Regions from separate parts of the Homo sapiens genome. Here region 1 is linked to region 2. Evidence: chromatin contacts called from ENCODE Hi-C or POLR2A ChIA-PET data. All regions are on one chromosome and are shown on one strand. The core of a region is the stretch at or near the end of the contact, and the rest is flanking DNA. Distances in the headings are between cores, read along the strand shown.

What was found. Hi-C counts contacts between places; a loop is a spot of excess contacts on that map. ChIA-PET counts read pairs that join two places held with the same protein, here RNA polymerase II (POLR2A). Pooled maps may share reads with other maps.
Region 1: a loop to region 2 is called in a map with no recorded cell type, with 2.1 times the contacts of the local background. The contact joins two enhancer-like sites. A Hi-C loop is called at or near these places in 2 of 37 single-sample maps with no recorded cell type and 7 of 50 pooled maps. POLR2A ChIA-PET finds 5 or more read pairs at or near these places in 1 of 52 experiments (K562).

What each region holds. Positions count from the first base shown.
Region 1 is chrX:65,999,774-66,006,865 of GRCh38, forward strand. No RefSeq gene overlaps it. Among named protein-coding and RNA genes, the nearest start is that of MIR223HG, 12 kb to the right of the region's middle. RefSeq lists a silencer at 6,294-6,588. Within about 2 kb of position 5,843, at least 5 of the 41 ENCODE cell types and tissues checked have a DNase peak (open chromatin) inside an H3K27ac peak, as active enhancers do.
Region 2 is chrX:65,860,845-65,868,142 of GRCh38, forward strand. No RefSeq gene overlaps it. Among named protein-coding and RNA genes, the nearest start is that of MIR223HG, 150 kb to the right of the region's middle. Within about 2 kb of position 5,472, at least 2 of the 41 ENCODE cell types and tissues checked have a DNase peak (open chromatin) inside an H3K27ac peak, as active enhancers do.

The sequences.
Region 1 (7,092 bases), core at 4,593-7,092, 140 kb after region 2:
GGATAAGTACATTACTTTTTAACTCTATGCCTGATTGACCAAGGTAAAGCTGAAAGAGTCTCATCTGAACTATAACCCAAGTGGGTAAGCCAGTCCCTTGGCACTGCCCAGGAAGAAGATATGGATGGGAGGACTACTCCTTCTTGAATGCAGAGGATAAAAGTTATCTGGGAGCTCTTTTACGGTATGGTTGTGCCTTTGAATATGAGCAAAGCTTCTCCTAGCTGCAGATATTTTCAGGAAGAGCAGAAACTGCACCACAGTGTTTTGGGTAGATAAGGCTTACCCTGGTGGGGAGAGAGGTCCTGGAAGGGGGTGAGCCCAAAATCTATATGCTTTCCTGGGAGGGGACCTGGTGTTTTAAATCCATTTTTAGAATTTTTTTTTTATTGCTGCAAGAACTGGAGAGAGATCAAATCCATTTTCATTTGTTTCCAATAGCCCTTTTTTGCTGCTGCTGCTGCTGCTGCTGCTGCTGCTGTTTGTTCTGTTCCTCCTCCTCCTCCTCTTTCTCGTCCTTTTTTTCCTTCTTCCTTCTCTTTTTCTTCTGGCTTTTGCAACTTAGAATGCACATGGTGGCTAGATACAGTTAAAAACCCAGTTCCATGCTCAGGCTCATCCTAGCACTGGTTCTAATATCTATTCCAGATTGTTGGAGAAGATAGGAGAAAGTGAAGAAGGGAAGAAGAGAAAAAAACAGAGAAGAAAGAAGGAAAAGAAGATAGAGGGACAAGTAGAAGAAGGAAAGGAAAGGAAAAGCAAGGAAAAAGGATAACCTGTCCTCTTTGACTAGTAGGCTCACCAACTCTTCTTTACCATGGAAGGGATTTCAGTAGGACCAAAGGCTTTTCCCATGAAATAGTATTTTATCTTGATAAGAACCTAGCACATTGGTTACCAACCTCCTTAAATTGATTCCCTCAAAAGGAAGAAAGTGTATCTGGAAATCCTCTGAAACTTCCAGAGTCCCCCAAGCCCAGTGCTATTTCTACCAGGGGAGAAAGCAGAGCTCTTTGTATATATGGGTAGGAGCAAAGTAAGATTCTCCTCCCCCTTTCCCCACAACCCGAAGCAGAAGTTTCTCCTGAGATTTCAACCAGTAAAATCACCATATAATAGATTAGGCATCCTGAGAAGTTCTTAATGGAACGAGAGCTCTCACTAATCAAAGCAGGAAAGAACAGGGCCTTGAAGAAATCAGAAATCTAATTAAGGTGGAATTTCAAGAGATCTGACTGAATGTTAAATAAGTTGTAGAAGCCTCATCAAAAGGATTAACTCAGCTGCAGAGACAACGCAGAAGTGCAGGTGGGGATTCTGCATGAAGACTGGAAAAAAAAACAGTGACAAGAACTGAAAGTGGTCATTGTGTTCATGGTGTGTCTAAAGGACAGATAAAAGAAAGAGGTGCCCCTGACCCCTCCTTTCATCCCATCTTAGTTGATGAGGTTTGGGGAAAAGAAGAGTTTGTTAAGCTCATTTAATCTGTTTTGTCTTGTCCATGTTTTCATCAAGCAACTTTCTGATTAATTTGGCTTTTAGAATATATTTTTCCAAGCAAGACAGAGATTGTTATTCAGCCAACATGAGCATTCCCAGCTGTTTTTGGGTTATATTAGCTCTGGAATTAAAACAAAACCAAACAAAAAAGCCTCTCTGTGTTATATCTGCTTTCTGTGAGTTTGACTTGCATGGGTCAGTTCATGGAGTATGATCAGGTCAACTCCAGGTGTCTTCTCAAAACTGAACTGCATGGGTTCTGTAAAACTAAACCGTGTGGTCCATAGTAAGAGGTCTCTGCTTGAGAAGTAAGCCATATCCTTGAAGGGCATTTCTATCTCACTCCTTTTGTTATGCAAAGAAGCTTAGTCCTTTATTTTGCACATGGGGACACTGAAGCCCAGAGAAGCCCAGAGAAGGGAAGAAACTTGTCTAATTTTCCATAGTGGATCAGTGGTAAAGCCAGGATCTAAGTGTAGGTCATAACCTGGTCCTACACAGGCTCTTGTCCTACAACATTCTATGTCTAGATTTTGTAGTCTCTTTCTTGGCCTCTGTGAGAGATGTGTGTGTGTGTGTGTGTGTGTGTGTGTGTGTGTAGGTTTTCATCCACAGTTCCTTTAGGCCTCAGAAGCAGGCCTCAGAAAACAGAATCTCTCTCTGTGAGAGATGTGTGTGTGTGTGTGTGTGTGTAGGTTTTCATCCACAGTTCCTTTAGGCCTCAGAAGCAGGCCTCAGAAAACAGAATCTCTCTCTCTCTGATATTGTCCTGCTCTCCTTTCACTTGTCCAAGGCAGCATTCTAATCTGATTGTGGATCCTAAGACCCTCATTCCAGAGAGGGTCCTGACTCATACCTAGGAGGAAAGAATGCTGTGTAGAGAGGCCAAGAAGAATCTGAATAGATAAACCTTGCTGGCTTCCCTGACCCAGTCTGTTAGTATGATATAATACCCTTTTTATCCAATCACATTTATACATGAGTGTCAATCATGCTTAGGTAATGAAGCCTCCATAAAAACCCAAAAGGACAGAGTTTGGAGAGCTTCTGGATAGCTGAAGATGTGAAGGTTCCTGCAGAGTGGTGTGCCCTGGGAGAGTATGGAAGCTCCACACCACTTCCTCCATACCCCACCATATGCATCTCTTTATCTGTACCCTTTGTAATATTCTCTATAGTAAAACTGTAAATGTGTTTCCCTGAGTTCTGTGAGCCACTCTAGCAAATTAATTGAACTCAAAAAGAGAGTTATGGGTACCCCAGCTTGATACTGCCCAGTCAGAAGTTCTGGAGGCCTGGACTTGGGACTGATGTCTTTGGTGAAGGGAAGTCTTGGGAAATAAGCCCTCAACTTGTGAGACCTGAGGCTATCTTTAGGTAGATGGTGTTGGAATTGAATTAGAGGACACTCAGCTGGTGTCTGCTGCTTTGTGTGTGGGGGAAACTATCCCACACATTTGGCTGCAGAAATCTTCCATGTTGATTGTTGTGTTGATGTGAAAGCAGAGGAAAAAAATGGTTTGGGGTTTTTCCCAAACAACCCTCAATTCAGGATCATGAGTTTTATGAACTCTCTGAAAAGCAATCTTTAAATCAATTGAACTTAACTTCACTAGTAATTCTCTAAAGGGCTGAGGTTTATTTTCAGCTTCGCTTTTTGATATTTACAACAGATTTCCTCCCTCCAGCCCACGCAGCTTTGTCGCCTCTCTGATTTTCATTTCCTCTTCTTCCTTACCTAAGGTGACAGGAATGCAACCCTGGTTGCAATTGTGTTTTTCTCTATTCAAATTTTGTCTCATTATGTCCATAGGAAGAAAACAGAGGTTTAGAAGACATTACTGGCTGGGCGGGGTGGCTAACACCTGTAATCCTAGCACTTTGGGAGGCCGAGGTGGGCAGATCATGAGGTCAGGAGTTCGAGACCAGCGTGGCCAACATGGTGAAATCCCGTCTGTACTAAAAATACAGAAATTAGCCGGCATGGTGGCACACATCTGTAATCCCAGCTACTGGGGAGGCTGAGGCAGGAGAATTGCTTGAACCCAGGAGACAGAGGTTGCAGTTAGCTGAGATTGCACCATGGCACTCCAGCCTGGGCAACAGAGCAAGACTCCACCTCAAAAAAAAAAAAAAAAAAAGAAGACATTACTCATCAACCCGATTGCTGTGCTGGCCTATGTTCACCTCCAAACACATCTTGATTTCAAATGGTTCACTAAAAGCCTACTGTGTTCTAGGTATGGAGCCTAAGAAATGACTCACCCCTGCCATCTGAAGAGATTTTAACTCGGGCAGAATTGGAGTTGTGGACTTAACATGTGTGGAAAGTATCCATAAGTCAAGATGGAGTCAGATTATATAGCACAAATATTAATATTTATTTCAGCAGGCATTTTAGTCAGATTTAACCAACATTTACAGAAAAGCTACTTCATGTTAGAACTTAACCTAGGATCTGGGAATCCAAAAATTATTAAGTTAAAGCCAGTGCCTGGTAGAGCACACTTTGTAACTATGTAAACAGGTATTCTAAATACAATGTAATCAGGCTGTAATTTAGGTGCATACAACGCACAGAAGAATTTGTCTAGGACAATTAAAAGAGGTTTCCCAGAGGAGATGACAATTGAGCTGGGTCTGAAGAAGAAACACAAGGTCTCCTGACAGAATAGATGTGAAGGGAATAGGAAGCTTTCCAGGTCCACAGAGAGGCATGTGTAAAGGCTGGAGGTATACTAGAATATAGGGCATGCAGTAGTCAGAATATAGGATGGGAAGAGAACAGTGAAGACATAGGCTGTGTACAGATTGTGAAAGATCCTGATCACTTAGCTGACAAATTTTGAACTTTAAGCTTAAAACAATGAAGAGCCACTCATCTTTTCTGAGCAGTGCAATAACACCACTAGAGTTGTGTTATTAAAAGATCATCCTGGCAATAAATATCAAACTTTAAGGATAAAAACATTCCTGGATGAAAATGAACATCATTTTCATCTTTTTTTTTCTATATTCTTCTTCATCATTAGGAACAAAATCATTCTCTTCCTCAAATACAAGCACTCTGGGAGCTGACCTCATCACCCTTTATTAATTTAGCTAACAATTGCTAACACTAAGGCCCCTTACTATGTGCCAAACACTGGTGATACAGAAATCAATTTAAACAGAGATACTTTTTCTTGAGGGAACTACAGGCTACTCATGAGAAAAAGGCATGGACAAAAAATATCACACTTTAAGGTCATAAGTGTTATAATCAGAATATTAGTAAAAATATATAATGATGATCAACGATGATTGATATTTCTAACTTGGATTTTCTCCATGGAGATAAGAAACACAGTATTATGACCAAGTTTGTTTGAGGTGTAGGGTCTAGGGCATGAGGACTTAGACATTCAGGGAGATATGTTCAATATTAGATTGAATCTACTGATCTGGAGGTAGGGAAGATAGAAAGAGAGTAAGGAAGTGTGCAGAGACACAACAAAAAGACAAAAGTACAGAGTATTTGGAAACACATTTAATAAAGAACAGGAAAGAAAGAGACGTCGTTAAGAGAACCAAAGAGAATGGTTAGGAAGATAGGTGAATCAGAGGAGTATAGGTAAATTCAACAATTCTCACTGAGCACTATTGGGATCAGGTGTTCTGCTAGGTATCAGGGACACAAATGGAGAAGACAGTCTCTGCAATTGGCTATGATCCTCTGGCATGAATTTGATCTTTACATCTCATCTGAACCATACTTCTGTGGTTCTGGTGATCAAATTCAGTCTGGAGAGGGAGGGTATTCTCTAAACCATTTGATGACAGGTTTTAGGAAAGAAGAAATGGCTGACAGTCACCTGTTGCAGAGACATTGAAGGGAGTGAGGGCTAGTAGAGAGGCTTTTGGTTTTGTTGATTAAGAGTTCATGGTAATTTTGTGACAACAGTTACCAAGGTTAGTGCAGAAATGAGAATAAAGACAAAAAGCTAAATTATGGTAGATTAGGAGGTTAAACAGTGAGGTAATCTATGGAACCTACTTTTTAGAGTGATCTGAAGAATGATGTGGTGGTCACTAGAAAGATTTTTTTTTTAAATTTGGTTAAGATGTGATTATATGTACAGGCTCAGAGATCAACAGATGAGGGACAAAACAGGACAGTGTCTGAGAACAGGCTATTTGGTTGATGATCTTTGTGAGAACAGAGCCAATGGAGTAGTAAGAAGCAAGTGAAGTGGAGTAGTAGATTCCAGTTCTAAAACCCCTTTGCTTAGCTTAGGGGTAAAATGAGAGGTTCCTGAGAGGTTTCAGGCTGCAGCTTGCAGCTCAGAGAAGAATGTTCAGAAGAAAAGTAGGATAAAGGAAGAGGAAGTTGACTTAAACCACAATAGGCCTGGTTCAGATTAGATGGGAGGTTCAACTTCCTGCCAGAGGAGCACCAGTTCATGTGAAGAGAAGTGAGAGAATTTCCTTATTTGTGATCCCCAAAACTTAGATATAATTCTCCTGCTTTGGAGTAAAAATTGATATGTTCCAGCCTGAAGACAGCGAAAGACATTAAAATGGACCTTCCAAGTGGCATGTGGTATGGAAGACAGTAGAAAAATAATTGGTTTGAACTCCAGCTTAGCTGATTAATAAATTACTTGAAGTAAGTCATTTGAGCACTCTGAGATTCAATTTCCTTATCAGTGAAAGATACGACAATTCTCACCTTGTAGAGTTGTTATGAAGATTACATAAGCGGATGTACATAAAGCATCTAGCTTGGGACAGAGTAGCCTTTCTTCAACTGTTGTCTCTCTTCCCCCACTTCCTCTGGTTCCCTAGCCCTATCAACACAGTGTACTGGAGTCTCCAGTCCTGCTGGAGATAATGAGATAATGAGAAGATGGGAAAGTTTGTGTATGCTGGGAATTTATGCCACAATGTCCAAGAACTGATCATCTCCTGGATAGTCAAGGTTGCTAGAGAGACCCATAGAGCTTCTTCCCCTTTTCTGTCGGCCTCCAGTGCCAAGATTTGCAGATAAGCCAGGCAGCTTCTAAGACATCTTTTATCACTAGTGGCTGAGGCAAATGAGCTTAATATATGGTTAGAGGTAGTTCCAGGCTCCAAAATATATCTTTCCTTGTCAGCGATAGATTATATCTACTTTGTACCAATAAGTGCACCAGCAGGTCGCCCTACAAATCCCAAGGGGACTCAGATTCAGGTTCAGGTCCAGTCTCAAAGAAACCTTCATTGAGGGCCACCCATGGAGGTCCAAAACAGGTCAAAAGAAATCCCTAGACAAATGAGAAAATTCATCCCTCACAGTTGTATTATCACTTTGCAGTTTAGAAAGCTTTTTTCACATGTTAGGTGAGTATATATATATATATATATATATATATGTATATATATATATATATATGTATATATATATATAATATAAATAATGTTTATAATATCACTATAAATTATAGTATATAGTGATATATATATTATATATTACATAGTATCACTATGTTATGTACAACAAATAATCATATTCATTATAATAATGAAAAATTAGGTAACTAGTAATATAAATATAGTATAATTAATATTAAT
Region 2 (7,298 bases), core at 4,222-6,721:
GTTCTTGGGTTATGCCTTGACCTCTGTGGACTCCTCTTGGAAAACACAAATCCTTGGGGCAAATATTTTGAAGGGGGATATATTGCTCATATTTCAGAGTGAAGGTTTCAAAATCTCTATCACCAAACAGAAGGGATGAATATTGGGTTTGAGAGCTAAAGGAAACTAAGATGTGGGATCAAGGCTGTTCTCTGGCTAAAATGTCTCTTTTCATCTGATCCCATAAATCACCACAAATTTCTCACAAATACTGAAAAATTGTTGTTTCCAATGTTTAACTCAGTGAAGACCAGGCCTAAAGATTAACAGTGTTTTAGTCTATTGTGTTTATATAAAGGAGGGAGGTGGCTAGTTTCTCTCTCCAGACACTGTTAGAAAAGAAATGGACTTTGGCTACAGTATGAGGATTTGAGTCAGACTTCAGAATAAACCTATTGAGAGCGAGGGCTGCTAAACTCTTTAGGGGGTTGTGGAATTATCTTTTCTATTAATAAAAACCCTAAAGAGCCAGCATTTATTTATTTTCTCTTACATAGTATATCAAGGGCTAACTGGAGCAGAGTGAGGGATTGCAAAGACCTTTCTGGCTTTGTAGTGAAGGGTCCTGTGAGAGTGCCTAGATCAGAAAAGTAATGCACCACTCGGAGTATGGCACCTGAAGAAAACTGGCCTGGCCGATCCCACTTTGAGGTGAACTTGAGGTAGAGACTGAGAAGGGGAGAGGGAAAGGAGGAAACAACTTACCAGCACAGAGCAGGAAACCAGCAATTCTTGTTTTTTCAGGAAATAATGACAATATACACACACAAAACTAGAATGGTTATCTAAGAAAGAGCACGGAGAGGAGTGATGAGTAACTTTCCTCTTTTGAGATAATTTCTTCTTAAGGAGCAAGAAAACAAAAGAGAAACCTTGGGCATGAGTCTGTATGTAGAACTAATTATGTGAATGTGCTTGTCCATGGAAATGTGTATGTGTGTGTAATAAATAGAAAAAACTCAGGTGTGAGTGTGTAGATGACCATAGGTATGTGTAGGTGTAGGGAATGTGATCACAGGTGTATGTAAGTACATGAGCACGGGTATGTCTAGGAGTGTGGCCGCGCCTATAAATACAGGTGTATATGTGTAAGTGTGTGTGTGGAAATGTACACATGCATGAAATGTGAGTGTGTGTAAAATGTGAGTTAGTATGTGTTGGATATGGTGTGTATATAAGCAGAAGAATATGTATATGTGATTGCATGTACATGTGGGTGAATGTGCGTGGGCATTGATGGAGAGGCATGTGTGTGGGTCAGCGTAGCAGCATGGTATATGTAGGAATATGAGTTATTGTGGGAATAATGTATGAGAAAAATATAAATGGGCATGTATGGGTATGTAGAAACAGAGATGTGTGCATCTACAAGTGTGTATGTGTAAGCATAAGTATGGATATATGTACAATGCAAGTGTGCGTGAGAAGGCACTGAGGTGGTTGGGCTCACATGGGTTTGTTAAGCAGCAGCGTATAGAGTAGGTCTGTGTATTCACATGTGAGACTGCATTTCTGGGTCTCAGTGTATGGCTGTTTCAGTTTTTAATTTCCTAAAAGTATTTATTAAACATCCACTAAGTAAACAGCCTTGGTGGCCACTCAATAAATTAGGTGTGGGTACATGAAGAAAGTCTGTGTAGCCTTTCAAAACCAGCTATCAGTGCAATTTTTTTCATTTTTTTTTTCCTTTTATCTCTGTGTCTTTTCTGGTGCCTGTAATTCCTAAAATCCAGACATGGCAGGACAGAATGTTCAATAAGTGTTCATACCTTGCAGACATTGAGGGATGACGGTTTATATTTCACAATTTGGTAAAAAATAATTTCACAAGAATTTTAAAAGAAGAGATAAGGTAAGAAGGAATGGATAATACAGAAGAAAAGGTAACTCTCATGACTGCCTTACCAGAAGACGACCACAATGTTGGTTGTATGCCAACTGATCATGAAACAGGTGTCTGCACAGATCTCCTTCACTGTCTCTTCTCCTAGGCAGGAGGCAAACCACACCTCACTCAGACGCACCGCTTCTTAAGTTTCAGGTTGGTGGACCTAGGATTTATGCCCATGGCAGGTCAGTCTGAGTCGGCAGAAAGGAGTCTGCTCCCTACTTCCCATGGACCCTGGGATGGGCCTTGGGGTCTTGGGCTAAAAGGTGGCTTTCTGCTTGTTAACTTCCCTCTCCCATCCTGATGAGTGCCTGGAATTGTGCCTCTTCTTCTGTCTTAGGTGTTAGGTTTCCCTCTGTAACTTCCCTGGCTAAAATGGAGTGGTATCTGTATTCTAGACACAAAAGAGATGGAAAATTTGACCTACTGGACTATCGAAGGGCTCCCATAAGCAGCTTTGCCTTACTGCAAAGGCCTCCTATAGAAGGAACCATTCCATCCTCCCCCATCCCTGCCCAATTCCACCATCCTGGGGACCAGAAGTATCCTACTTAGGCTTGGCAATAATGGTACGATTCTCAACAATGACAAGAGTATCATTATTCTCAACAATGATACTCTTATCATTGTTGAGAATAAGGCGTCTTCACTGGATCTGTGTACCATTGTTCAGTTCAGTCTCATCATCCGTGACGAAGGTGGACTGGGCCCATGGAGAGTTCCCATCAGAGCCGCATTGTCTGGCTAACTGGCCTCCCAGAGTTGGTCCCTGGGAGAGGTGAGATGGGAAATGAAAAATCCATATGTCATGAACTGGTGAGATAAACACTGCAGACAACCTCACCTAGAGACCACGTTGTTGATTGTTTCAGATGCATTTCCATCCTCTTTCTAAACCTCAATTCTGATCATGCCTCTCTCCAGTTCAAAATCCCTCAATAGCTCCTCTTTGTTTACAGGATAAAGCCCAAGCTCCTTTGCTGGGCCCTATTCTGCTTTTCCTGATTTATCTCCTGCCCTTTGCCCCCTTGTATCTTGTATTCCAGCTCCTCACTTTTCTTTGAACATGATGTGCTTGGTTCATGCCTCTTGGCCATTGCTCATAGTAGTTCATCAGCCTGGTATGCCTATCTGCTCCCACCTAGTAAATGCCTAATCATTTGCCACCCAGTTCAATTGTCATGTTAAAGCCCTCCCTGGTACTCCTACATACAAATAGTTTATTCTTCCTCTCCCAACACGGGGTCTTTTTCTTGCTGGGCTTTCTCTTCTTTAGACTCTTGGGGCCCTGATTTTTAAAAATTCATTAAACCTCATAAGCTAGATACTATTATCACCCCCATAACTTGCCCCAAGTCTCACATTGTGTTTAGTGATGGAACCAGGATGCAAACCCCGGCAATCTGTCTCTAGCACTTGTAACTTTCTTTTTTCTTTAGAGAAAGGGTCTTGTTTTGTCACTCGGGCTGGAGTGCAGTGATGTGATCATAGCTCACTGCAACCTGAAACTCCTGGGGTTGAATGATCCTCCTGCCTCAGCATCCTGAGCAGTGGGGATTACAGGTGTGAGCAACTGCACTCAGCTTGCATCCCTGATTTTAAGGTTCCCAAAGCATGGAAAGGGTTGGAACCACTGGTGCCCAGCCCAGGGCTCAGTAAGTTGAGATTATCAGAAAAAGAACCCATGTAGGCATGGATCTGAAATTAGGTAGGTAAGGGTACTGTAATAGATGGAGAATAAAAAGGAGAAAGAGCTAGAGCTCTACTCATGGGCATTGAAAGAGTCCTGAAATATGGAGTGGGGAGAGGCATGGTTTCCACATTCCTATTCATGAACAATGGCTGGCAGCTGGTGCTGATGGAAAGGGGTCCTAAAAACAATTATCTTTCTTCCCAAGTTGGCCTTTCCTTCTACCTAGGTTAGATGGTCCTAGTATGAGTCAAAACAAAGCAAAAATCTCCAGTATCTTCCTCATGTGGGAAGCTGCCAGGGTGCTTAGGGGCAAGCAAAGAAGGAGGATTCTTTCTGCCCTAACTTCTCTGAGGATTTTGGTAAATTTCACTGCATATTATCTGTGAAAATGCTTAATCCCCTGCTTCTTCAAACCCTCCCAAGCTGCCTTTCCTATGATGTTTTTCTACTCACCTGGGCTTTCATTTCTTGGGCTCCTTTGGACAGACCTGTAAGCAGGGAAGTCAGGGTGCAGGAGGTAGGGACAAGCATGGTACTCACCTGGAGATACAGTATGACTGGTTGAGGACCAAAATAGTGGACTGCTGTTTGCCACTCTCACTCCCACTGGAACTCAGACACCCACTGGAACTCAGACTCCCAAATGTGCTCAGGCTCAAGCTCCTGAAGGTGTTCAAGCCTTCATTGACACTCAGCTATGATTGACACTGATGTCTTCATTGAAGATCATAGTATTGGCTGCACTTGCAGTTTTGCTGCCAGTCTCAATTCTGCAGGTGCCCACCCCTTCACTGACGCTCATGTCTGCATTGGTGCTTGCTTCTATGCTGGCATTGTTGATGTTGCTGCTGCTTGTGTTCTCAATGGCTACTATGATTTCACTAGCAATGGAGTTTCCACTAGTATTTATGATCTTAGAGCTGCTTGGGCCACTGACACTCCTGGTATCACTGCAGTTGCTGGTGCTACTGTCACTCTTAGTATGATAACTTCTTATGGCACTACTGCCACTTTGAAAGTGTTTTATGGTCAGCTTAATTTTCTGTGGGAGAATGAGGCCTTTAGGCAGGAACCTGGTAGCTCTCCTGCCACCCCTTTGATGCCTTCCATGTCCTAGCACCCTCCTCTGAGAAGAACATACTTTCCTTTCCACTTTGTTGGAATAACAGTAATAGCTAAGTATTAACGAGCACAAGCTATGTACCAAGTAATTTTCTAATTTATTTCAATCCGTTCGTCAGAGCCTCATTAGAATTGTACAATTGTAATTGTACAATATACAATTATTAGCCTGTTAGGTATGAAATCTAACATACAAAGAAAAGTAACTTTCCCAAGGCCACACAGCTAATAGATAGCAAAAACAGACTTTCAGACCATCTTTTTCAAGGCTTGGGCTTTTAACTACTATAGGCCAAAGGGAGAGAAGAATAAGGAAACACATTGCCTATTTATGGTGTAAAATTATAAAGAATAGCAAAGAAATGATTACTGTAAAAACTAGGATAGTAGTTACCTCTAGTGGGGAAAGATGGAGAGGGAAATAGGGAGGAGCACATGAGGTAATGTTGAGGTGTTGGTATTGTTTTATTTCTTGACCTGGTCGTGGTTATGCAAGTGTTTTGCTTCATAGTTATTTATCAAATGCTACTTGTATGGTTCATGTTCTTTTTCTGTATGTATTCTTTAAATCATATTTTCAAGTTAAGGAAAACCTCAGAATAGTACTGCTCATGTCTGTTTTCTTGCTTTGCTTTTTGTTTCCTGTACTGAAGGTCAATCCAGGGCCTGTTTAGGGCTGTGGTTAACTTCTGAGGTACACCTTAGGCAAGATGATGCCTAAGATGAGAGACACCCAGTCCAAGTCATAAAGCCAGTGAAAGACAAGTTTAGTGGTAGCTTGCCTTACAGTGATCTATGTCTTCAGCCAAGCAGCAGCAGTAGTCATGGTGAGAGAGGGTGCTACAGGGGTGGGGCTTTCCAGAAAAGAATGTTGTTGTGGGTATTTCTGAAGGCTAAAGTCATGCTTTCTGAGCCCATAGAATGGTTCTTAAGGGCCTGAAAACTCTGAGTGTTCAGGGAGGGGGCGGGAAGCAAGTATATTCACTTGATTTTTCTTCACTTGCTTTTCCCCTTTCTTTCCTCCCCAAAAGTATTTGCCCTTTATCCAGTTTATACCCTCTTCATCACACATCTCCTCCTCACACATACTGGCTTAGGAATACAGAACTGCAGACTTAGAAGGAGTCTTAAATTTCAGCTATTCCTCCTATTTTTGAAGAAAAAATTATTTCTTTTAGCAAAATTATATGCACAATATATTAAACAGATAATATATCGATAATATATTGATCATCCCACTCTGGCCTTCATATTCTCAGAAACACATCTTAGGAATAGCAAAACATGTTTAAAAAAAATCACTGTTCTAAGCCACCCTTCACCTCCTAATGGTACATAGGGAAATTTATGCCTAGAGAGTAGAAGGGGGCCTGGCTGAGACCACACAGGATATTAGTGTCAGAACTGAAACTGGAGCCAAAAGTAACTTGAGAACCCCCTTACCAGAAGAGGAACACAGCAGAATTGTCAAAAATATATTTTAAAAACTTATGTACCCTGTGAAAAATGACAAATGATTCCATTGCATACAGCAAAAGTGTAAGAACTACAAAAATTTCAAAATAGTGAAAATGATTAGTATTAAACTTAACCAAAGAGGCTAAAGAGTTATACACTGGCTGGGTGCGGTGGCTCATGCCTGTAATCCCAGCACTTTGGGAGGTCAAGGCAGGTGGATAACTTGAGGTCAGGAGTTTGAGACCAGACTGGCCAACATGGAGAAACCCTGTCTCTTCTAAAAATACAACAACAACAAAATTAACTGGGCATGGTGGTGTGTACCTGTAATTCCAGCGACTCGGGAGGCTGAGCTAGGAGAATTGCTTGAACCCAGGAGGTGGAGGTTGCTGTTGCGGTGAGCCAAGATCTTGCTACTGCACTCCAGCCTGGGTGACAGAGTAAGACTCTGTTTCAAAAAAAAAAAAAAAAAAAAAGAAGACTTATATGCTAAAAACTACAAAACATAGCCTAAAGAAATTAAAGACACACATAAATGGAAAGACATTTTAAGCTCATGGATTGGAAGACTTTAATATTATCGAGACGTCAATACTATAAAATGATCTATAGTATCGATGCAATCATGGTCAATATCTCAATGATGTTTTTTGCAGAAATAGGAAAGTCTATGTGAAAATTTATATGAAATCTCAAGGAATTGCAAATAACCAAAACAATCTTTAAAAAGAACAGCAAAATTGGAGGACTCACACTTCCTGGTTTCAAAACTTACTGCAAAGATACAATAATCAAACAATGTGGTTCTGGTATACGGATAGGCATATATATCAGTGGACTACAACTAAGAATCCAGAAATAAACCCATATATCTTCAATACTGATTTTTGATAAGACTGTCAAAACATGTTAATGGGCAAGCATAGTCTTTTAAACAAATGGTGCCGAGGCAACAACATAGCCACATACAAAAGAATAAATTTGGGGCCCTACCTCAAACCACATACAAAAATTAACTCAAAATAGATCAAAGAACTAAATGTAAAAGCTAAAACTATGAAACTCTTAAAAGAAAATACACGGGTAAATCTTAATGAA